2 separate regions of the Homo sapiens genome follow, and region 1 is linked to region 2. Evidence: chromatin loops called from intact Hi-C (ENCODE). Cell type or tissue: heart left ventricle. All regions are shown on one strand. Links, peaks and the distances in the headings refer to the core of each region. The heading gives the core; the rest is flanking DNA. Region 1 has its middle 290 kb from the start of QKI. Region 2 has its middle 170 kb from the start of QKI.

The links. A loop is a pair of places that touch in the nucleus more often than their neighbours do. Peaks named below come from ENCODE experiments on the same cell type or tissue, not always from the same donor. Only the 100,000 strongest peaks of a DNase experiment are listed, where the experiment ranks them.
Region 1: it touches region 2 in a loop (2.4-fold over the local background); 7 of 110 quality-filtered maps call a loop at or near these places.

What each region holds. Positions count from the first base shown.
Region 1 is chr6:163,697,596-163,708,979 of GRCh38, forward strand. No RefSeq gene overlaps it. Among named protein-coding and RNA genes, the nearest start is that of QKI, 290 kb to the left of the region's middle. RefSeq lists enhancers at 6,943-7,242, 9,187-9,256, 10,739-10,858. In heart left ventricle, for the core only: no CTCF peak of the experiment used is centred there; no DNase peak of the experiment used is centred there; H3K27ac peaks cover 738 bases.
Region 2 is chr6:163,580,281-163,591,664 of GRCh38, forward strand. No RefSeq gene overlaps it. Among named protein-coding and RNA genes, the nearest start is that of QKI, 170 kb to the left of the region's middle. RefSeq lists an enhancer at 7,152-8,351. In heart left ventricle, for the core only: no CTCF peak of the experiment used is centred there; DNase peaks (open chromatin) are centred at 5,721 and 8,666; H3K27ac peaks cover 774 bases.

The sequences.
Region 1 (11,384 bases), core at 1,813-9,812, 120 kb after region 2:
AGGAAGTGATAAATGTTTGAGATGATATGCTGATTACCCAGATCTGATCACTATAGATTGTATGTATCAGGACATCACTATGTGCTCTTTAAATATATACAATTATGCATCAATTAAATAAAATAGAAAAAGTAAAATATTTAAGATGCAGTTTCTTCCCTCATGAAATTAGCGATTCAGTATATACATAGTCGTAAGAGGATGAAAAAAATTAGGGCGAAATAGTAGGTGTGGGTAGAATGCAGAGGGCTTTATGGAGAGAATCTTGGAATGTCGGTTTTGAAGGGCAGATTGCAGCCAGATAATGAAAAGTCTTAACACGCCCTATCAGCCAGAGCCTGGTTAGGGAGCGAGGACCCACACTAGGTGTTTCAAAGAGGGACTTTTATATGGGGGGTTGATCTCATAGGCATTGCCATGAAAGGGCCAGAAGAGAACACCAAGGTAACCCTGACAGCTGCAGGTGCCACCTTGAGGGCTGGGAGAACAAGGGGAGAGATGGGGTTTTCAGCTCCTGGAACTTGGAGAGAGGGCTTTATAGAGGCGGGACTCAGGCTTCCAAAAAGGGGTCTGACCCAGCTGCTTCTAGGACTCTTAGGAACTCAGCTAGGCTGTTTCTGCGAGCATAGAAAGAAAGTGGAAGCTGGAACCTTCGGTCACTGCTGGAGTAAAGTGCCCATGCAGGGGTGATGCTGACAGGAAGCAAAGAGAAGGGAGGAACCTCTTTCTCCACCCACTTGATTTAGAGTTTCCTTCTAGTGTCTTCTAGTTACTTGGCAGAACCTAATGGAGGCAGCTGGCAAGGGGGCCTGGGAAGTGTGGTATACAGAGCCACAGCCCAGTGTCACAGAAGGGTTTACAAGGGTGCATTTGGAGCTGAGAGCCAATAGCAAAGTAACCAGGCTCCTGGTGATAGGAAAGCTTGAGAAACCTATTTTGTAGGAAATGGGATTTATCAGCTGTTTTAAGCAAGGGTGAGCCATGAGCTTGGCACAGATGCAGAGGTCACTTTGGTTGAGGGATGAGACCCTAAGGTAGGGAGGCTAGTTAGGAAGCCATGGCAGGTTGCATTTTCCAGCACCCACTATCTCCCATCCCGTCCATTCTTCTTCCATTGTAACTTTGTCACTTCTCCAATTGAAAGGTGACATCTATTCTCCCTCCCCTTGAATTGGGCAGATTTATGACTAGAGTGGAAGAGATGCTGTGGGGCTTACGTGATTCGGCAGTGAAAGGCTCTATACCTTTTTCTGAGTGTTCCTTAAGTTTCTCACTTTCAGAACCAGCCACTGAGCTGGGAGGAAGCCGAAGTAGCCATAGAAAAGACTAGGTCTGGTGTTCCATCTGATAGCCAGGGTCAATCTTCAATAAAAATTAAAAAAAAATTAATATAGCACATAATGAGTTTACTTCTGGATGGGTGGTATTATGAGGTGTATGTGATGGGAATTCTGTTAAGTGTTTGGGGACACGGGTCTGGAGCTCAATGGAGAGGCAAGGTGTGAATATGGGGGTCATCGTGGACAGAAGTCAAATGAGCTCTCCTTGGAAAGAAGAGTAGAATGAGGAGAAAGGGAGTAAGGACAGAACTGTGGGGGAATCTGACATTGAAAAAGGCAAGGGAGAAGCAGAGAATTAAGAGGAGAACCAGAAAGTTATCTTGCTGAAATCACTGATGAAGAGAATTTCAGAAAGGATGGAGTTGTGGTGCCAAATTCTGCAAACAAGTGGCTAGAAGAACTGGAAAGAGGTCATGTGTTAGCTTCCCAGGGCTGCTGTAAAAAGTACCACAAAATGGGTGGCTTAGAGCAACAATAATTTGTTTTCTCATCGATATGGAGGCTAGAAGTCTGCAATCAAAGTGTTGGCAGGGCCTTGTTCCCTCTGAAGGCTCTTAGGAAGAATTTGTCCTTGCCTCCCTAGCTTCTGGTGGTGACATCAGACCTTGGTGTTCCTTGGCTTGTAGATGCGTCACTCCAGTCACTGCCTCCATTGTCCATGGTGGTCTCCCTGTGTGTTTTGCAGTCTCTTCTTTTTTTATAAAAACACCAGTCAGATTAGATTAGGGCCGCCCTGATGACCTCATATTAACTTGATGACATCTGCAAAGACCCTAATTCCAGATAACCTCAAGTTCACAGGCTTGGGGTGGATGTTAATGTTTGGGAGACACTCTTTAGCCCAGTACAGGCCGTCTTTGGAGATGGTTACGGAGAGAGTGGTCTCCATGAGTGGTGTGGGCAGATGTAGGTAGCATTGATGAGAGGGGTAAGAGATGGAGCACATGGACAGCTCTTTGAAGCACCTGGCCAGGGGAGAGGAGAGTGGAGGTGGCGTGCTAGAGAGACAGGTAGAGGTTTTTCTTTTTTTCCTTCTGGATGGGAGCAACTGGGGCAAGTTTATAGGCTGGGGCAAGCATCCAGTTGACAGAGAAAGAATCACGGTTTGAGTTAGGAGAACGACAGTAGGTGGAGCCGGGTCTGGCAGAGGAAGGATATTGTGGGATCCCACTCAAGGTTGGAGTTCATGCAGAAGGAGGAGGACCCACAGCCCTGGATGGAGACGTCAGCCTGAGTGCCATGCAGCCACAGACCCAGGAGCAGATGGAGCCGGACGGGCTGCAGTCATAAAGGAGCTGCCCTTTTTTGCTTCTCCATGGTCTAGGTCTGTTTCATTGTTCTCTTATTTTTGAAGGTAGCTATGAAAACATATTCCTGCCATCTGGCTCTTCAAAGGCATTGTAGGTTGCTGGCTTGCTCCAGAGGCCACGATGAAGCAGTCAGTACCACCTCCAGGGCTGGGGTCAGCTCTGCTAACAATAGGCACCCCCGGTTCCTGTGGGAGGCACTTCCCTGCACACAGAGAAGAATTGGGGAAAAAGATGGAGAGGACAAGGCTGAGGCCCCACAACACCGTGAAATGAGTTGACTAATGTCAGGCCCAGAGCTTTGTTTATTTTGGGGAGGGGTCGTGAATTCAGAGTCCTTTTGAGAGGGAGTGGAGGAATTTCACATGAGTAACCATTGGCATGGATCATTTCTGTGCTCTGAGCCCCCTGAGGTTTCCCATGAAGCACGATTTCTGTTGATTTTTCTTTCAGGATGGTGGCGTTGGAGGGTTCTGAGGGAGTCAGTTTTCTCAAGCCTTCTGAATTCTGAACTTGTGGAAAAAGATACAGAGAATTCAGAGAGGTGTCAAATTTGCTCTTGGCTGGAAAAACTGGATCCAACGGCTTGTTTGTGAAGCCCAAATGAGCGCCCTACTCCCTTTCTCCTGAGTTGAACTTCCCGGCTGAGCCTGTGGGCCCAGCAGATGGGCAGGGCCTGCTCTTCAGGGTGATGTGGCCCGAGGGGACAGGCAGCTCGAGAGAAAGCCTAGGAGAGCCGCTTCCCCAACTCCCAGAGGAATGAGACCATGGTTGTGGGATGCGTATTGTCCCATCTCGTGCGAATCTTCTTTACTGTCCTCAGGAAAAGCCGACAAGAGATGAGAAAAGGCTGCTGCTTCTTCCTCCACCCTCCTGAGAGGGCGACAGTGTTGGTGGACATTCTGATCTCCTGGGCTGGCAGGGAGGTAGGAGAGGGTGCTCTCCTTGCAAACACTTAGTGAGTACACGTCATGAGATAGTTTCCATGGGGCAGCTTATTGCTCTAGATAATATCAGTGACCTGTGCAAGACTTCATCTTCTTGGGAGAAAGTACAACAGAGAGGGAGAACCCCTGGGGTGCAGAGCCAGACAGCTGCTTTCCTTTTCTGGGTTTGCTGTATCATGGGCAGTGGGGTCTTCGGCCATTTCCTCAAACCTCCCTGGGGCCACAGATCCACAGTCTTTAAAACAAAGGTGAGAGAACCTTGTTTAGGAAACATATATGACTAAAGGCTCACTAGGTTAAGCAGGACAGGCTGAAAAACTGACAGTGGTTCTGCAAACTGAGCAGAGATTGGGCTGCTGAGGGCCTGTGGCTCAGTGCCCTCTGCAGTGGATACAGCCGTGGGAGTGGTCCACTCTCCTGTGTGTGCTTCTTACAGGTGGGGGGAATAATTGCCCCAAACCCTCACTGCAGGGTGCTCGTATTTCCTTGATTCTCCTGACCCGTACTGGACTCAAATATTTTTCCCTTACACGTCCCAGATTTTAGTCTGGGAAATATCTTAATGATTTCTATAGCCAAAGGTAAGGTGAGCTTATGGTAAGAATAGGGATTTCTTAGGAGAAGAGGCTGCCTTGGAGAGTCTCCCTACTCCTGGAGAATTAATTAGCTGAAGCCCATCTCCTCACTCTTCTGTGAATACATAGTGTTTATCCGCTCCTGTCTGTGAGCTCATGTTGATTTCTTTGTCTGAAGTGGCTTCCTTCCTCTCCACTTGTCTCCTCCCAGCCTGACATTACAAGTGCACATTCTGCCTCACCCACAAAGTTGCACTTGATGATTCCAGCACTCCACGATAGCTCCTCTACTTCTCCAATCTCCTAAAGCACTTATAATCTGTACCGTGTAATTTAGAAATTCATTATATCCCGTCTTATTTCATTCTCTAAGTGTTCATTGTGTTAGTCTTGTCTTTTGTTGAATATAACATTTTTTGAGAGCAAGGTCTGTCTTCCCCAGTGTGTGGACTTCTTGTGTTTCCACAGCTGGGATCTACTTCCCAACCTTGAGGAGCATATAATCTGGTAGAGGGTGAACCTATGAATTTATCACTTGACCGAATATGGTAAAACTGTTAGGCAATTGTGAGCCATCCACCATGGGAATTTGGGAGGAAGGAGACTGACTTTAGGCTGGGGGGGTTAGGTCCATACCTCCTCAGAGAGGAAAACAGCAGTGCAGTGGTGGCAATAGTGCTGACTTTTAAAGGCTGAGAGGGATGTTGAGTGAGAAAAAGAAGTTATTCTATGGAGAAGAAATGGCATGTGTAAAGATCTGGGGCATATATTTGGAGAATAGTGAGTAATGTATGTTGGCTGCTGAATAGTTTACATTTGGTAGGAGGTAGGGCTGGATATGATCAGAGCTGCACTTTGGGAAATTAGTATGACATGAGGTTTAGAACATCCTGGAGGTAGAGATACTACTTACAAAGCAACTACAACAGCCCAGGTAAGAGAGAGAATGGCTTAAAGTAGGTGGTAGAAGTGAAAATAGAAAGGGACAAATGGTAGCCATTTTCGAAAGCGGAGTTGAGAAAATGATAAGTTCAGTGTGCAGTGGAAGCCGAGAGGAGTTTCAAGAAGGGCAGAGGGGTGGGGTGGGGGGAGGTAAGTGAACTGTGTCTATTGCTGCAGAAAGGGTAAGAAATTTGCATCTGGTTGTTAGTTGTTAGGTGGTTAGTAGCAGGTCATACCTTGGTGGAACCATATGCAGATATGAACACAAAGAAGGTGATAACAATTTCCACTTGACCTTTGGAGTGCTCATCTCATCTCATTTGCTGTGAAATTTCATGTCATAATTGTTATTTGATGTGTGAGAAGTGACTTCTGTAATTAGTGTCTTAAAGTATCATCTTTTTATGTCTCACAATTTTGTGGATCAGGAATTTGGGCAGGCACTGGCCCACGATTATTCTGCTTCACATAGAGTTTGACAGGGATCACTTTGTGGTCATTGGCAAGTGGGCTGGTCCAGAGGGTTCAAGATGGCTTTACGCATGCCCTTGCAGCTGTGGAAGAGTCTCCTGGGAGGCTGAGCTCGTGTGGGCCCCTCCCCTTCTCAGTACACACCAATTCCCTGGAGCCACACAGAACTTTCTTTAACTTTAGCTCTTTGGGAGGCTGTCTGGAGCCATGGAAGCCATCTTTTTAGTAGAGAAGCTCTTTGAGGCATGCCTTGAACGTCCCTTGCAGGACTTTCGTCTGTCTGAAATGACCTGTGAGACACCACCTTAGACCTTCTGAAGACCTAACAAAGAATCTTGCAGTAACATCTTGGGTTTGATCTTTGCCGTGGAACCAGTTTTTCCTTTGAGAATCTTTTGCTGGGAGAGACTAAGGATAAGAAAGTTTTATTTTCAAACCTAGCAAGTCCTGGCTCCTTTATATTTCTTCTACATTCTGTTTATAAAAACTAACAGTTCCTTTTTTGGTTCATCTTTGTTTTGAATTTTATCATTGACAACCAGGAGATGAGTTCTGTATGCCACCTGGGAAGCTCCTAGGCCTAATTCATGAATTCATAGCTGTACCTTCTGTTTTCCATGTTCGTCAAGGGATGGGTTCATTGAACTGTTTGCCATCACATAACATGGGCTATCTCTACTCCAGTCTCTAATAACAATTTCTCACTGTCCCTCCTTCCCCATTAACAGATGTCTTGAGGCCTTCCAGACCTTGCTCCACCTCCACCACCAGGTCTCCAGTCCTGAGCCACATGCTGCCATTTTTGTCTCAGAAGCACCCCTCTTCCAGGTAACAAGTGTTTTTTTTTCTGGTAACCTATTGCTGCATAACTACCCCAAAAGTCAGTGACTGAAAGCACATGCAATTTGACTATGTTTTGTCATTTGGGAAGTGAGGAATTTGAACAAGAGTTCATGTTGTATTAACTGAGGTCACCTAGTGCTGGGGACTGAACATTTGTGTCCCCTCAAAATTCATACCTTTGAAATCCTCACTGCCAATGTGATGGTGTTAGGAGGTGGGGTATTTGGGAGGTGATTAGGTCATGGGGATGGAGCCCTCATGAATAGGATTACTTCCTTATAAGGAGAGACACAAGTGCTAGCTCTCCCTTTCTGCTTTCTGCCCCTGCGACGATACAATGAGAAGGTACCCATCTGCAAACCAGGAAGTGAGTCCTTACCAGACACCAAATCTGCTGGTGCTTGGATCTTGGACTTCCCAGCTCCCAGAACTGTGAGAAATAAATGTTTGTTGGTTAAGCCAACCTGTCTGTGGTCTTCTGTTTTAGCAGCATGAATGGGCTCAGACACCTGAAATTTTTCTGCTAGTAGCTGGGCTGGCCTGGGGGTTCAAGAAGGCTTCTGTCAGAGGCCCAGCACTCTGGTAGGGATAGGAAGCCTGGGCTCAGCTGATACCTCAGCTTCCCCATGTCATCTCAGGGCCTCCCCATAGCCTCTAAGGCGGGACTGTCAGATCTCTTACCTGGCAGCACAGGGCTCCAGGAGACCAAGGTGGAAGCTGCCTGTCCTTTTGAAGCCTGTGGACTGGCCTGCAGTCACTTCACCATACCCTGTTAGTCAAAGCTGAATAGTCACAGAGGAAGTCCATAAAATGCACTCTAACTAGACTACAAAGCCCCCTCTCAGCTGTCATTTCTCTAGGATAATCAACCTCTGTGCTTCACTCAGTGAGTTAAGAGCAATTTACAAAATGCCTGCTATGTGTTAAACACTGACAAAATATATATTTGCTGATAATTTTTATGATTGGTCAACTTGAATGATGAGTTATATAGAAGACTAAAGAGATTAGTCTCCTTCTCTTTTGTCCCTCAAAAGCTTAAACTTACTATATCACTACCTAGAAAAATGCCTACACCCAGCAGTCTGTATCTTGTCAATTTTTTCTTTCTTTCTTTTTTTTTTTGAGACAGATTCTCACTCTGTCGCCCAGGCTGGAGTGCGGTGGTGCACTCTCGACTCACTGCAACCTCTGCCTCCTGGAGTGATTCTCATGCCTCAGCTTCCCGAGTAGCTGAGAACCATGCCTGGATAATTTCTGTATTTTTAGTAGAGGCGGGGTTTCACCATATTGGCTAGGTTGGTCTCGAACTCCTGGCCTCAAGTGATCCACCTGCCTCAGCCTCCCCAAGTGTGGGGATGACAGGCGTGAGCCACCGCACCTGGCCAGCAATTTTTTCTTTCTCTCGTGTCTTTATAATATTTAAAGTACCAGTCAAAAGTACCTGGTAAACATAGTGATGAGTAATTGGGATATAATTACTGGGCCTCAGACTAGCCCAGAATTCCTGTGGGAGGGGAAATAGTTTCCCCTTAATAGGGAAGCGCATCAAAGAACACGTGGCCATCTTTAATCTATAGGAGCTCATCATTCAAGTTGATCAGTCATAAAAATTATCAGCAAGTTCATTTTGCCAGTGTTTAGCACATAGAAGGCATTTTGTAAGTACCTCTGAACTTACCAAGTGAAGCACACGAATGGATTCTCCAAGAGCAATGACAGAGCTTAGAGGGGGCTTTGTAGTCTAGTTAGAATCATGGCATTTTATGGACTTCCTCTGTGAATTTGTGTAACTCTCCCAATCTCACTCGGCCTCAGTTTTATTTGTAAAACGTAATAAATATTCCATTATGTATCATGTAAAATGATTCTATTATGTACCACATAAAAATCTTCAACAAAATAGAGACTGTGTAGACTGTAAATGTTTAATATTTAATATATCTGTAGTGATTAAGCGAAGAGCTTTGATCTTAGCTCCACCACTGACTTGCACGTGTCACCTTGGTCAGTCCACTCTTTAGTCCCTTTGAGCCCCGTTTCCGTTGACTGGAATATTGGTGTTGCGGTTCCTCTTTCATGTAGTACATGAAGCACAGTAGACTCAGTGCGTGGTGCTGTTATTTTTGTTGTAGTTGTTACTATTTTGTGCTCTGAGACTAGAACTCGAGGCTAAAATTTGCATGCACCACACTTTGGATTTGCGTGGGTGAGTCAGTGCTGTCCTAAGTGGGGGGTCATCCATTAGAGGCATTCTGCTGTGGCAGGAGCAGCTTCAGAAACACGGCAGGCTAAGGACAATAGTTAGAAAATGTTATCCCAAATCAAGTCTGTTTGCTGCCATGTGTCAGCAAATCTCACGATGAAAAATACCCACATTTAAACATGATTTCTTCCATAGTCATTTGATTTCTAATGAGACAGCTTGTTACTATCTGTTAAGCACTGGATTTTGCAGTTATGTCAGAAGTCCATGTCAGTGACATTAGTTAATCCTCAGTGGATTTGCCTTTAGTAATCAATTGGCATTTAATTAACATGCAAAAACTTCCCTGTGAAACCTAAATTCAATGTGTAGTAAGTCTCTTTGAGATAAGTTAGGGATGTTGTCAGGACATTTCATAGAGCATAGGCCTCCATGCTCTTATTATTAACTTGAATTCCAGAGTTTTGAATATGCACATGAAGACACCAAGTGAGGACTTCGGCGAAGGGCGTAGAGGTATTTTGGTGTGATCCTTAATGTCAGAGTCTCATCTCCCACGTGTCCTTCTCTTATTAATTCTCAAAACACTGAGCTAAGCAGCCAGTTCTCAAAGTGGGCCCTAAGCTAGCAGCATCTATAGCACCTGTTAGAACTGCAGGCTCTTGGGCCCCTCCCAGACCCAGTGAGTCAGACACTCTGGCGGTGCCCCACACCAGTCTGGATGTTCACAAGCCTCCAGGCGAGTCTGATCCTTGCAGTTTAAGACCAAGGAACTAGGGTCTGGTATCAGGATAGGGGATCCAATGAATACAAACCATCTCTCAGAAGCTTAAATTCATTAAGCACCACCTAGAAAAATGTCTACACCCAGAAAGCTGGATCTATTTTTTTCTTTTGTGTCTTTATTATATTTAAAGTATCAGTCAAAAATACCTGGTTCCCATAGTGATGAGCAATTAGGATATAAATGCATGGGTATGGATATAAATTCTAAAATCCTTGCAGGAGTTTAATATTTGCTTTACATTTAATAGGAAAAGAATGCCGTTGTTTTCTGCCTGGGTTGCATTTTTTTCCTTTCCTTTTACAAATTGGTTTAGCCACATCCTGTACTTTATTTGCTCCTCTCTCCCATAACTCTAGAATTAGGGTACATTAGAAGCTATCCGTAAACTCCAGTGAGGACATGTGATAAATTTAAGCTGGAGCATTTAAAACGAGCTGGGAGAGTAGAGAGAGAAGTAAAAGCAGCCATTTGTGATGTGGGTGGCAGTTTTTAGAAAGTGTCTGTGGAGGGCTAGTGGCTTGGCATGAGGAAAGAGAGGCGTTCCTCAGTGTTGTCCACAGAACAGACACTCCTGTGACAGATGTGATCTTCAGGCAAAGTGGTGCTCGTGCACAGGCTTACGTTAGCACACCTGCTGGTGCAGAATGGTAGGAGAAATATTTCCCCAAAGGACAGAATGCGGATGGCTGGACAGAAACCACTGGGGGAAGGTTCCTGGGAGGAATTCCAGAATGTTTTCTCTGGCAAATAGGACAGAGGAGGCAGAAAAGCAAACCGGATCTCACTCCAAGTCTTTATGGACACAGATGGAAAGGAGAGCAGGAAGAAATCACAGGTCACACGGTGGGAGACACGGTGTAGCTGAGGGTAACCTAGTCGTGTTTAGGTGTGACAAATGACTTGCACTGTTTGCCAGACAACAGTGCCCCCCCATCCCCCACGGGGGTGTAATTCCACTAGTGACACTGATTCAGTTTCCAAAAGAAGCAAAACTCTTCTGCTATAAGATTCTTGATTTGTAAGAGTTTCCCCAGCTCAGTGCTTCCCCTTAGCTTTTTCCTTTTTCATCTCTAAGAGGTTATCACTTCTCAAAAACAAGAGTGCTTTGCCACTTCTCTAGTAGCAAGGTATGAAAACATGCTCTAAAATACTTACTTCCTCCAGCTGCACTGCTGCAGGCGGCCGCCTGAGGGATGGAGATGTTCTGGGCTCAGGGTGGACGGGCCTCTAGACAGAGCTATGGACCCTTCTCCAAAGCTGTGCACGAGGGACGTAGATTGGCATAAGATGCTACACAGAAAACCTGTCGTCTAGATTATTCACGTGGTGGAAAACCTCCATTGGGGCATATTACCATAGAAGGGAAAAGGGTCTGTTCTCTCCACCACAAGCAATGGAGAATGTCCCATATCAAAGATAAGTTTGCAGCCAAGGTGGCCTTCATTGGTAACAGGTTCCATAATTGGCAATGATAGGTATTTTCCTTGCCTCGAAACACAGTCAAGAGGGGAGAGTGTGAGAAGCCAGGGACTTAGGACAGGAGGTGAGGTGATGAGTCATTTTGGTTTCTCAGAGCTGACCTCTGTTGTATTTTTATTTGGGGGTTCAGTCTCTGGCTTGAGGGCTCTTCAGAAAGGAGAGCTTACTTTTGTCACGGAAGGAGGGATGGAGACCTCACCCTTTTGCATGGCCAGCTGGAGCCCCAGGTGTCGCGTGTCCAGCTCGTGGGTGGCATGATGTCATGTTTGTTGACCACGTTGGACCTCATTCTGTCCCGAGAACTTAACTGGGCTAGGAGTTGTGAAACCAGATTTCTTGTTATTTGCTTAGACTTGCTTTTTTTTTTTTTTCCCCATATCCACAAAATGAGAATCCTGGGCTTTTAGTATAATAAGGATTGAAAAATGATTATAAAATACAAGGCAAAAAGATCCATGCTATTTAAATGTTTACTATTATTTTGAGA
Region 2 (11,384 bases), core at 2,330-10,329:
GAGGAAAAAATTGTAGGCCACATATAGAAAAGGGTTGTTGTGTTACCCTATTGTATATCAATGGCTATAAAAATCAAATATTAGGGGGATAAAAAGCACTAGAAAGCACCCCAACAGACATCACGCATGCTTTGCACTTGCAGGTTACTCATATTGATGAATTAGCACCACCGTCAAATTTCTGAGTGCTTAATTGGTGTTAATTAAATGATGCAATCAGTATTTCTGTGTATATCAAAATGTACGAAAACCAAACTTGTGCCTCAAATTTATGTTAGTCAGATATGGTAAAGTGGTGTAATAGAATAGATGAATCTCTTACAATGAGAAATCAAGGGGGATCAGCATACCTTGAGTACATGTTCTCAAAAATACTCCCTTAGTGACCTGCTGGGCAGAAATTGCTATTGTAACCGGCAAGCTTCAAATACGTGGTCTGGGTAGACAGTAAAGCCAGGATATTTTAACGGAAGACATCTTTTATTCTACAATTTTAGCCTCTTAGACAAAATGTCCAAGTGTTTTACTCCCACCTCTCTTTAAGTTACGCTCTTCAACATCTCTAAGGAATTTAAAAGTAAAATATTTGTGAGAAGCCACGAGTCAAGAACTATAACTTGATAAGTATACATGAGTGTGCTATTTTTGTTTTGTTTTGTTCTTTGTTTTCTTTTTCTCTCAGAGCAATATAGGCTTGCTTTCCACAGTTGCACTAGGGACTGACTGTCAAAAGCATCCAAGTATCTAAATGGTTGGTGTATTGCAAAGCACACTGGAAAACAGAACCTGCTCCTGAGGAGTGTATGTGTTTTTCAGTAGGGCTATAAACTCTATGGTCATTAACCAAATGAAGATTTCAGTTCTGCATGTGTATTATGCCAGGTTGAATTGGCATATGTGTACTTATGGAGACAAGTTATCTTTAGCAAGGCTGCTGGCCATGTCAGTTTTTTGTCTGTTTTCTTTCATCATAGGAAACATCCCAAACTACTACAGATTATTTTTTGTTTTGTTTTTTAAACACTGGTCATTCTGGTGAAGTTTTTTGTTGTTGTTAAGCTAATTTTTTTTCCATTGTATATGTGCTTCCACTTTGTGGACACAGTAAATTTCACCTAAGTTATTTCATATCACAGAAAATTTAATAGGGGTTGATGATTAAGGAAGTAGATTTAAAATATATAGGAATTTTGAGACTGAACTGTCAATTGTTTCAATAGACAAATCCAATTTAGAACTCATGCTGATTTTTTAAAATTCCAAATACGAGTCAAAGAACTTTCAAAATAACGAAGTGATTTTATTCATTCAAGCAGTATTTATGTGCTAAAGTGATTGGGCTGAATACCATGCCTGGCCTCTGGGTAGACAAGAGTGAAGATACCATTCCTGCTTCAAACAGCTCACAGTCCCAGGTTAGAGAGAGAAATGGAATATAAAAGTAGTATGAGGATTATACAGCAGAATTCCAAGCCCCAGTTTTATGCAGAACATCGAGTAAATGATTCTTTTCTGTGAAGACAGGAGCTAAATGTTTCACAGTATGTTCATTTCAGAATGATGGCTAAACTTTAGTAGAAAGTCTTGCTTCTTGGTATAGTCATATTTGAAGTAATCTTATTCCTTGATATCATATTGATTTATGACTTCCCAAAAATATTTTTTGAAAGCCACTATGTTTTGGCTGTTGGGTTCCCAGGAGGAATTACCATTTATTTTCACCCATCTTTGGCTGCTGCTGAGAAAGACTTTTCTCCAGCCCTGGTACCTCTCCCTTTAGGCTTTCCTGGGCGCTTTCTTTGGATCCAAAGCCAAGTCCTAGTGTGATGTATCCCTAAGGGTACAATCCTCATAGTCCTAGTACTAAAGCCATTGCCAGTCTCAAAGTCTTTCATATTCCCATGAGATACCATTTAACATTGAAATTCAACCACTGTCCTTTAATCCTTTTACTATGGTCTTGTCTGAGAAGGATTTTATCTAAAAATAGTAGCTTTGCACTTAATCTCTGCAGTCTATATAAATTTAGGATAACATTCCTCTTCCTTCAGACTGTTTGTCCTTTCGTTGGTGTGAAAGTATACAGAGTACCCTTGAAGGTGGGAGCGCCATGGTGTTTTTCCTTGAGTTTCCTATCGCTAATGTTTAATTGCAATTGGAATGGAAGTGCTCAATAAATATTTGTTGAGTGAATAAATGCCACTATATCCTGTTTCCTACCTGTCCCTAGAGAATTGTCAAGTCAACTGATAGACTTAGCCCTGATATTGGTGTCGAAGCCAGTTGGCTGGCTGGAAGGCCGGTGAAGGCAGCAAGTCGCTCACAGGTTCTAAAGTGCACCAGAGCCTGGTTCGTGCATGTTATCAAGGCCGTGCCAGCGCTGGCTGTCCCATCGTCAGCTCTTCCATCTGCAAAAGTGAAACTGTACTCCTTACTCATATTTTAATCTTCAAGACGGAAGATTAATTGATATTCACTTTAAGCATATATCTATATTAAGTTATTGTGGGAGAGGCAGGGTATAGAAAATGGTTTAGTCCAGTTTCCATATCTGAGAGATAACCCAGGATCTTTTTGTAAGCATCAAAAATTAAACGATGTAGAATATTAAAAATTGATCAAAAGCCCTTAGAAGTGAAAGCAGTTTTGTTGATCATAAGAACTAACACTCTGTTGATTACAGATGAGAAATCAGATGCCCAGAGAGATATATCGGGAAATGATATCCATAAGTTCGTATACGTGGTTGACAGATTGGGAATAGAATCTCCTGTGTCAAACCCTTGCCACATGCTGAGAGTTGGCATCCTCTCAGCAGAACCTTCTACACGGAAAGGCATGGTTTTCTTCCTGGGCTCTGGATTCATTAACTTGTGGCTCTCTACTGTACTAACACCTCCGCACTTTATAACTGTTTCAGGCGGTATTTGCTAAAAGAAAGAAAAAACACTGCAAACAAAAAGGCACCTTTCCAGGCCAGGCGCGGTGGCTCATGCCTGTAATCCCAGCACTTTGGGAGGCCGAGGTGGGTGGATCACGAGGTCAGGAATTCAACATCAGCCTGGCCAAGATGGTGAAACCCCGTCTCTACTAAAAATACAAAAATTAGCTGAGCGTAGTGGTGGGCACCTGTAATCCCAGCTACTCGGGAGGCTGAGGCAGGTGAATCGCTTGAACCTGGGAGGCAGAGGTTGCAGTGAGTCGAGATCGTGCCACTGCACTCCAGCCTGGGAGACAGAGCGAGACTCCGTCTCAAAAAAAAAGGCACCTTTCCAAAAATGTGTCTTTTGGAATTCCACTATTTTGGAGGTCACACAGAAAGTGTCCGGCCTCAGAAGGGTGAAGTGGGAGCTCGCTCTTCCCGTTTCTCAAATGTGCTTGGCCTGGGAGAGGTGCCTGATAAATAGCATCTGAGTGAGTGATGGGCCTGCCTGAACTTCCGTCACTTCCTGTCAATTACTGCGATGGCCACACCCACATTCCCACCTCTGGTCCCAAGTCCATTCATCTTCATGCTTTCCGCAAACTCTTGCACAACTGACAAAATTCCCTCCATCATTGTATGACCCTGCCAAATGCCATATCCATTCTTTTTTCTCCACAAAGGAGAAAGGTAAGGAGAAGAAAGGGGTACATTGAGAGGCCTGGCTCCTGCCAAAACTCGGGGTCAGGTGGGCTCCCCACAAGAGGGCTTCCCAGAGGTTTTCCAATCATGGTACACTTGCAGAATCATATTTGAATGGGTGACTGGGGTCAACTGATGAGGCTGCTCATAGCTGGAGGCAGCCGCTCAGGGCTTAGCAGCAGACTGAACATTTCAGATGCATTTGGAATCCATTCCCTTCGTGCCAGAGCTGGGGAATGGGACAGCAGGACCCCCGCCACTCTGTGGAAAGGTAGCATCAGAGGTGACTGCACCAAAGTTGAATATAGTTGTAAAGCTGGGATTGTTCCCTATTACTGTATAGAACAATATGACAAATGTCACGTATTTCATTACTTAAGATTACAAACTATTTTAGTGACTAGGAAGTGATGCTAATCTATATCTTTTTTCTATCAAGACATAAGGTACTATCTACGAGATGTGAGTTTTAGTCTTCTTGGTATCCAACGTGTAAGTTCCATTCATAAATCATCATTCACCTACTTAATGACTCATAGCAGTAGAACATTTTATCAAGAGTTGACCTCTGGAAAATCATTTTACACCACTGTACACATTGATGAGAAAGCTATAGCGTACTGAAGATTTAGAACATTCTGAGTGTAGTAAGACGAGTGTTTTTTCTCCCTTTGACTGGCAGTGATAATGTTCACGTTATCAGGTATTTGAAGGACTATTTGGGTCAACTAATTATTTGATCCCTACCTACTACAAATCTCCTTTTCAAGGGATATGGATTATGGATTGGAGATTTCCACTTGGTATCAATGATGCTGAAATAACTAGGGTTTTTTTTTTCTTTTTTCCCTAGTAACTTCATTTACCATTGAATTTTGTGGGATTTCAGTTTATTTGAAGCTAGCATTATCTGATTCTCTTCCCGCAGAACTTAGTTCCCTATGGATTATATGACCTGGCATAGTAATCAGGGGGGTTCTTATTTCACTCTATTCAATGTTCTGTCGACTGACAATTTATTTAGTCCTAGTGGAGGCATTCATACTAATGCTTTCATCACACAACTGTGACTCTGCTGGGCCTGTGCACTTTAAAATCCAACTTACATCCAACGTGGGTTTCTCCAAATGGTGTAGCGGCTATCTAAACATAACTGAAATTTCTACTATTAGAACACTATATCACATCTAAATTGAGGCTTAGACCACAAACTTTTGTTTATTTAACCCAAAAATCATTCATAACAATAATTACTAGGGAATACAAATGCCTGTTCTCTAAAACAAAATTTAAAAACCATCTTACTGCTAATATTTGAAATTACTTACAGAATACTAAAAAAGCACACTACCAAATACGTGTCTCACAATTTTTGCCTTAAAAAGTTTTCGGGCTTCTAGTGGGAGTCCTACAGTTGTTTTAACAACAACAAAAATCAATTGATCTTGACTTGCTTTCATTGATAAATCTTTGAAAAGTATAGACTTAGATTAGGACTGAGAGAATTGAAATACAGTGGCCCCTTCTTATATATAGGGGATACATTTTCAGACTCCCAGTGGATGACTGAAACCATAGATAGCACAGAACCTGATTACGTTATGTTTTTTCTTTTTTCTATTTTGAGACAGAGTCTCACTGCTGGTGCAATCTCGGCTCACTGCAACCTCCACCTCCCGAATTCAAGCAATTCTCCTGCCTCAGACCCCCAAATAGCTGGGATTACAGGCATGTGCCACCACGCCCAGCTAATTTTTTGTATTTTTAGTAGAGACAGGGTTTCACCATGTTGGCCAGGCTGGTCTCGAACTCCTGTCCTCAAGTGATCCACCCGCCTCGGCCTCCCAAAGTGCTGGAATTACAAGCATGAGCCACCACACCCCGGCAATGTTTTTTCTTATATATTTGTACCTATGATAAGCTTTCACTTTTTCACTTAAAGGCAGCACTTACAATTCTCTTTGTCCCGTCTGAATTGCAAGCATCACTGCTCTTGCGCTTTGGGTCCATTATAAGTAAAATAAGGATGACTTGAACACAGGAAGTTAATCTGATAACTAAGACGGCTGCCAAGTGACTGCTGGGGGCCGGGGAGGTGTCTACAGCAAGGATATGCTGGACAGAGGGATGACTCATGTCCCAGGCGGAAAGGCACAAGATTTCATCACACTACTCAGAATAGCTTGAAATTTAAAACTTAAGAAAGGTTTATTTCTGGAACTGTCCATTTAATATTTTTCTAACATAGTTGACCTTAGGTAACCGAAACTTCAGAAAGGGAAATGTGAATAAGGGGGCACTATTGTAATCTAGCTTTAACCACTTTTCAGTAATCAAGAGGTGCACAGTATAGATTGAATGTGCATCACTCAGCACAAGGCGTCTAGTGAGAAACTGCAATGATGATGTCGATGACTTTACTGCGTGTGCTCTCCTGGGAATGATGGTCTTGGTTATCACTCAGAAACACTAGCAAACGGGGAAGTGAGGATCTTTAAGAAAAGCTGATTCTCACAATTCCTCTGGGGAGGTTTGTACCATGACTTAGAATCCTATCTCCCTATATATGATGTTTGGTTTTCTCCTCTACCTAGGAAGGGGAGAAGTACTTGAAGTTATCTTCTTGAGTTCTCAATTCCTAAGTCATACTTGGTAGTGTGATTTTGGCCATCAGTGTATGATTTTAAGTATTAGGAATAAGGCCCCACCACCACCCCAACACACTTTTAAATAATAAGACGTTCAGGCCAGGCATGGTGGCTCACGCCTGTAATCCCAGGCACTTTGGGAGGCCTGGCCTCACTTGAGGCCAGGAGTTCGAGACTAGCCTGGCCAACATGGCGAAACCCCATCTCTACTAAAAATACAAAAACTAACAAGGCATGGTGGTGGACGCCTGTAATCCCAGCTACTTGGGAGGCTGAGGCAGGAGAATCGCCTGAACCCGGGAGGCGGAGGTTGCAGTGAGCCAAGATCACGCCACTACACTCCAGCCTGGGCAACAGAGCAAAATTCCGCCAAAAAAACACAAAACAAACGAACAAAAACCAGGAGCTTGCCGTCTAGGCAGCAGCCCACAGAGCAGTAGCTCCCACACTCCAAGCCCCAGACCTGCCTGGAAAGACCTGGGAATAGACCTTGAAGATCTGAGGGTTTACCCTAGTGTGAAACCCCGTTCTGTGCCTGGCCACAGTTATGTCTGGAGGCCAGTGTGGCCAAATAGTAACATTTTAACCACAGGGAGTACAGACAGAAAGGGAGGCTTTCCCTCTGTGCGCCCCCCGGCTGCCCTTTCTCCTGTCCAGCAGAACAGGTTTGAGCTTTTATCATTATTCCAAAAAAATTAATATTTTTGAAGAAGTAGGAAAGTACTTGTACTTGTGAAACACTCAGAATTTCCAATTAGAAAGGCACATATTTAAGGTGCTGCATAAATTTTCTCATGTATCCATATTTCTCTGTCAGCATAACGCAGGCTCTCTGGAATATGGCTGCTTTCTCACTCTGGAGATTTTAGACAGGTAACTTCAACCTGAAACCTCAGGTCTCTCATCTATAAAATGGGGATAAAGTACCTATGTCACAGGGCTCCTAAGAGGGTCAACTGAGCTAATTAACGTAAACCTCTTAGCACATTGCCTGGAACTGGTGTGTGTTCAGTGAGTATGTGTCATTATTTTCCTCTATTGTTTCCTGTTGCTAAATTAAGAATGTGTATTTAGTCAAGGCACGGTGGTTCACGCCTGTAATCCAGCACTTCGGGAGACTGAGGCGGGTGGATCACTTGAGGTCAGGAGTTTGAGACCAGCCTGGCCAACATGGTGAAACCCAGTCTCTACTAAAAATACAAAAATTAGCTAGGCATGGTGGCATGCACCAGGAATCCCAGCTACTGAGGAGGCTGAGGCAGGAGAATTGGTTGAACCCAGGAGGTGGAGGTTGCAATGGGCCAACATCGTGCCACTGCACTCCAGCCTGGATGACAGAGTGAGACACTGTCTTAAAAAAAAGGGGGGGCGTATTTAATCTACCTGGAGTCATTGGGAAGTGAGTCATTTCCTGTCCTCTTTATAGCCTTGAAGATTTCATATGTCTTCTTAAGAAACTCATGTACTTTGGGGTGCCCATGTTACATGGTGAGTAAGATATTTTACACATTTTTGTACGATTAAAATAATGTGTGTACTTTATAAATAAGCTGTAGTTTTCCAGCAAAATCTAGCTAAACTCCTACCACAAATGTAACAGGCATATAAAATTGTGATTACCTAAAAAGTCACTACTATGCAATGATATTTAAACCTTATATGTCCTCATATTAAATTCTGCTTTGTACATTGAACTGCAGTTTATGTGACCTGAATATTTATTTCAAAGATAAACAGTACCTACACATTGCTCCAAGGGTTAGATTAGGGTGTTTATTCCCAGGCATTTTTTTCTGTTGTATTCGGATGAGACACAGACACGTCAGACAATTTCATCAGTAATGAACAGGAAACACACCAGATGCCAGCCTCGTGCCAAAGACTCCAACTGATCACCAAGGAACATCTGCCAAAATGCTTTTTAAACTCTTGGAGCACAGCTGTGTCTGTGCGCCCTGCTCCCTCGGTTAAGCTTCCGCTGGCATGACCTGCAATGACCGGCGGGTCCTGATGTGCTTTTTCCCTGATGGTAAAACTTTTGAAAGTTTTTTCTTATGTCCCTGTGTCCCTGCGAAGCCCTTGAGTCAGGCCACCTGCAAGGGAAAACCTTGACCGATTCACAAGGACACATTCGTCGCTTTCTCAGGACGTGACTGGCGCCACCCTTATTCTCTACGGTCACACTGGTGTGCGGCCCACAGAGAGCCCTCTCTTGAGAAATGGGCACGATGACTTAGAAGGCTTGGCGGGCCACTCGTCCCTTTAAATTGAGGGCGCATGTAGAGTAAGCAATCTCATCTGAACGCCACCCGCTTGGCAGGCTTTTCCTCACCCCCTTATTGTAAGGCACCTTTTGCTTTACTATTTCCCCGGGGCGCAGGCCGGGATGCAGACAGAGGCTGGCTGTAGTCTTTGAAAGCACCATTGACTTGGTTTCGGGGGCGACCGCACACAGGGCACCAAGACCCTGTTGAAGGGATTAGGTCTTAGGTTGCCTTGTGCCCACAGTTTTGCTTTGCAAGGAGTCTAGCGCCTCTGAAGAATGTGACAGAAAATGTAGTACTAACAATAATACTCCCTGGAATTGCACATGGGCCTGCTTCTTTAACAGAAGAGAAAGGAGTAAGGATGAGGAGAGAGCCAAGGAGTAAGGGTGAACAGAAGACAAGAATTGAGATTTGGCCCCTGGGAGAGTCAGAGGAGAATTCAGTGAGAAGACTGGGAAGATGAATAGACCAAACAAACAATCCTCCTAACTGGGCAGCTGGAGGAAAATAAGGAGGAGGTAAAATTGCTGGTGTCAGTTTTTTTACACGTAAACTTACATTCTTGGGCTTTATATAGTATACTTTTTTAGTTGAACGAATGCTATAAATACGCATTTTTTTGTTTGAGTAGATTAGAATGCTTGTCACAAAGAGCCTTGTAATTGGCATTGTAGAAGCTTTCTGGGCTCCTGACTCTAAAAGAAGAATTGGCACAGGAGTGGAATTGCGGTGTGGAGGAGGGCTGCTTGTATGAACAGGAAACCATGGTGGAAGTTGTTCAGATGAATGACGTGCTGAGGTTGGAAATCCCATTTCTAAAATAATGGAGGTGTGATAGTCATGCCATAGGTCAGCTGACTAGAATAACAAAATTGAGTTGAGAATAAAGCTGAGAAAACTATTGAAAATCAGCCACGGAGTTGTGCTGGGCAACCTCATGTTTTACTCAGGATCTTAGGAAGTCTTTGCATGACCCAGGATTTAAAAGCATTCATGCAGTTAAAGGACTGCTTGTCGTGAAGAAACCTCAGGGACAAGAAAGGAATGAGCTTCAGTCTGAAGCCGGCATGAACGTAGGCTGGAAAAGAGATCACTACAGTCACAATTGCCAGGTGCGTCACCAGAGGCTGTTTCCATGTGACGTTCTTGCCACAATTTAGAATTAAATTTAATATCTTCTCCTCCCCTGTAGTGGGTGTGCCCTCAAAGCTCCAAAAATGGTTGAACCCAACAAGCCCAGCACTGAGCTGTCTCTCCATCTAGACTCCCTTCCCCTCAGCTATTTCCCCCCTCACCTTCCATTCGCTGGCCAAGGTGGAACCCTGGAAGTCAGCCTTGCCCCCGCATCCCAGCTGCCCTCCCTCTGCTCTGTTGAGAGGTGAGGCCAGCTGGACTTCCTGGGTTGAGTGGGGACTTGGGGAACTTTTCTGTCTTACAAGAGGATTGTAAAATGCACCAATCAGGAACTTTCCTGTCTTACAAGAGGATTGTAAAACGCACCAATCAGCATAAAACACACTAATTAGACTAAAACACACCAATCAGTGCTCTGTAAAACGCACCAATCAGCAGGATTCTAAAAGTAGCCAATCGCAGGGAGGATTGAAAGAAAGGGCACTCTGATAGGACAGAAACCAAACATGGGCGGGGACAATAAGGAAATAAAAGCTGGCCACCTCGACCGGCGGCAGTAAGCCGCTAGGGTTCTCTTCGAAAGCCTTTCACTCTTCACAGTAAATCTTGCTACCGCTTACTCTTTGGGTCCGTGCCATCTTTGAGAGCTGTAACACTCACCGGGAAGGTCGGCGACTCCGTTCTTGAAGTCAGCACCACCACGAATCCACTGGCAGGAACCAACTCCGGACACACTGTGGTTTTCCCTGTTGTTGGCCTTTGGGCCTCCCTGTTCTCCACCAGCGCAGCCTGGAATCTCCACAGCCCCCGGGGCTCTACTTCCTGCAGCCTCAGCTGCTCCTTCACACGGTGGAATCCCCGCCAGACTCATCAGGGCTTAGGCCTGGGCCTTCCCACTCCCGCCTCTGCTTTCTTTTTGAGTCTGGAGCCTAGAAAGAGCCTGTGTTTTGGATGATCCTCCTTCCTGCAAGGCCCCAACATGCCATTTCCCCAGCCCCGTCGGGGGCAAACGTTGGTACTGAAGGTGCCGTCCTGTGCTTGAAGCGGCGTTCTTCCAGATGGTCCTGGGGAACACACTCTTTTTCCACAAAGGCCCTTCAGCGGCGCCTTGTCCACCCATCCCCTCTATAGTCCCCTCTATTCCGACTTCTCCAGCCACTCCTGCCCTGCGCATCTCCCCAAACGCCCCGCCTTTATGTGATGGTATGCTCTTCTCCAAATCACCTCGACATAGCAAAAGCACTCCACAGAGACCAACTGTTCCTATCATTGCCCCCCAAAACATACTCTTGGAGGGCTTCAATCAACCGGAGACACGGCCATTTTACCAGAGAATCCCGGCAACGCCCCCAACATCCTCCCTGCCTGTCTCTCCGTCGTCATCTCTCCCCACCTACCCTGCCCTTCACCCTCTAAGCTCGAGTCGTGTATAAATTATTGTTGCACAAACTTTTTTTTTTGAGTTGCAGCCGAAGTCTTGATCTGTCGCCCAGGCTGGAGTGCAGTGGCGCGATCTCGGCTCACTGCAAGCTCTGCCTCCCGGGTTCACGCTATTCTCCTACCTCAGCCTCCCGAGTAGCTGGGACTGCAGGCGCCGCCACCATGCCCGGCTAATTTTGTATATTTAGTAGAGATGGGGTTTCAACATTGTTGGCCAGGATGGTATTTTCATAGGTAAGTTAAACAGAATCCTTTCCATATATCAATTCT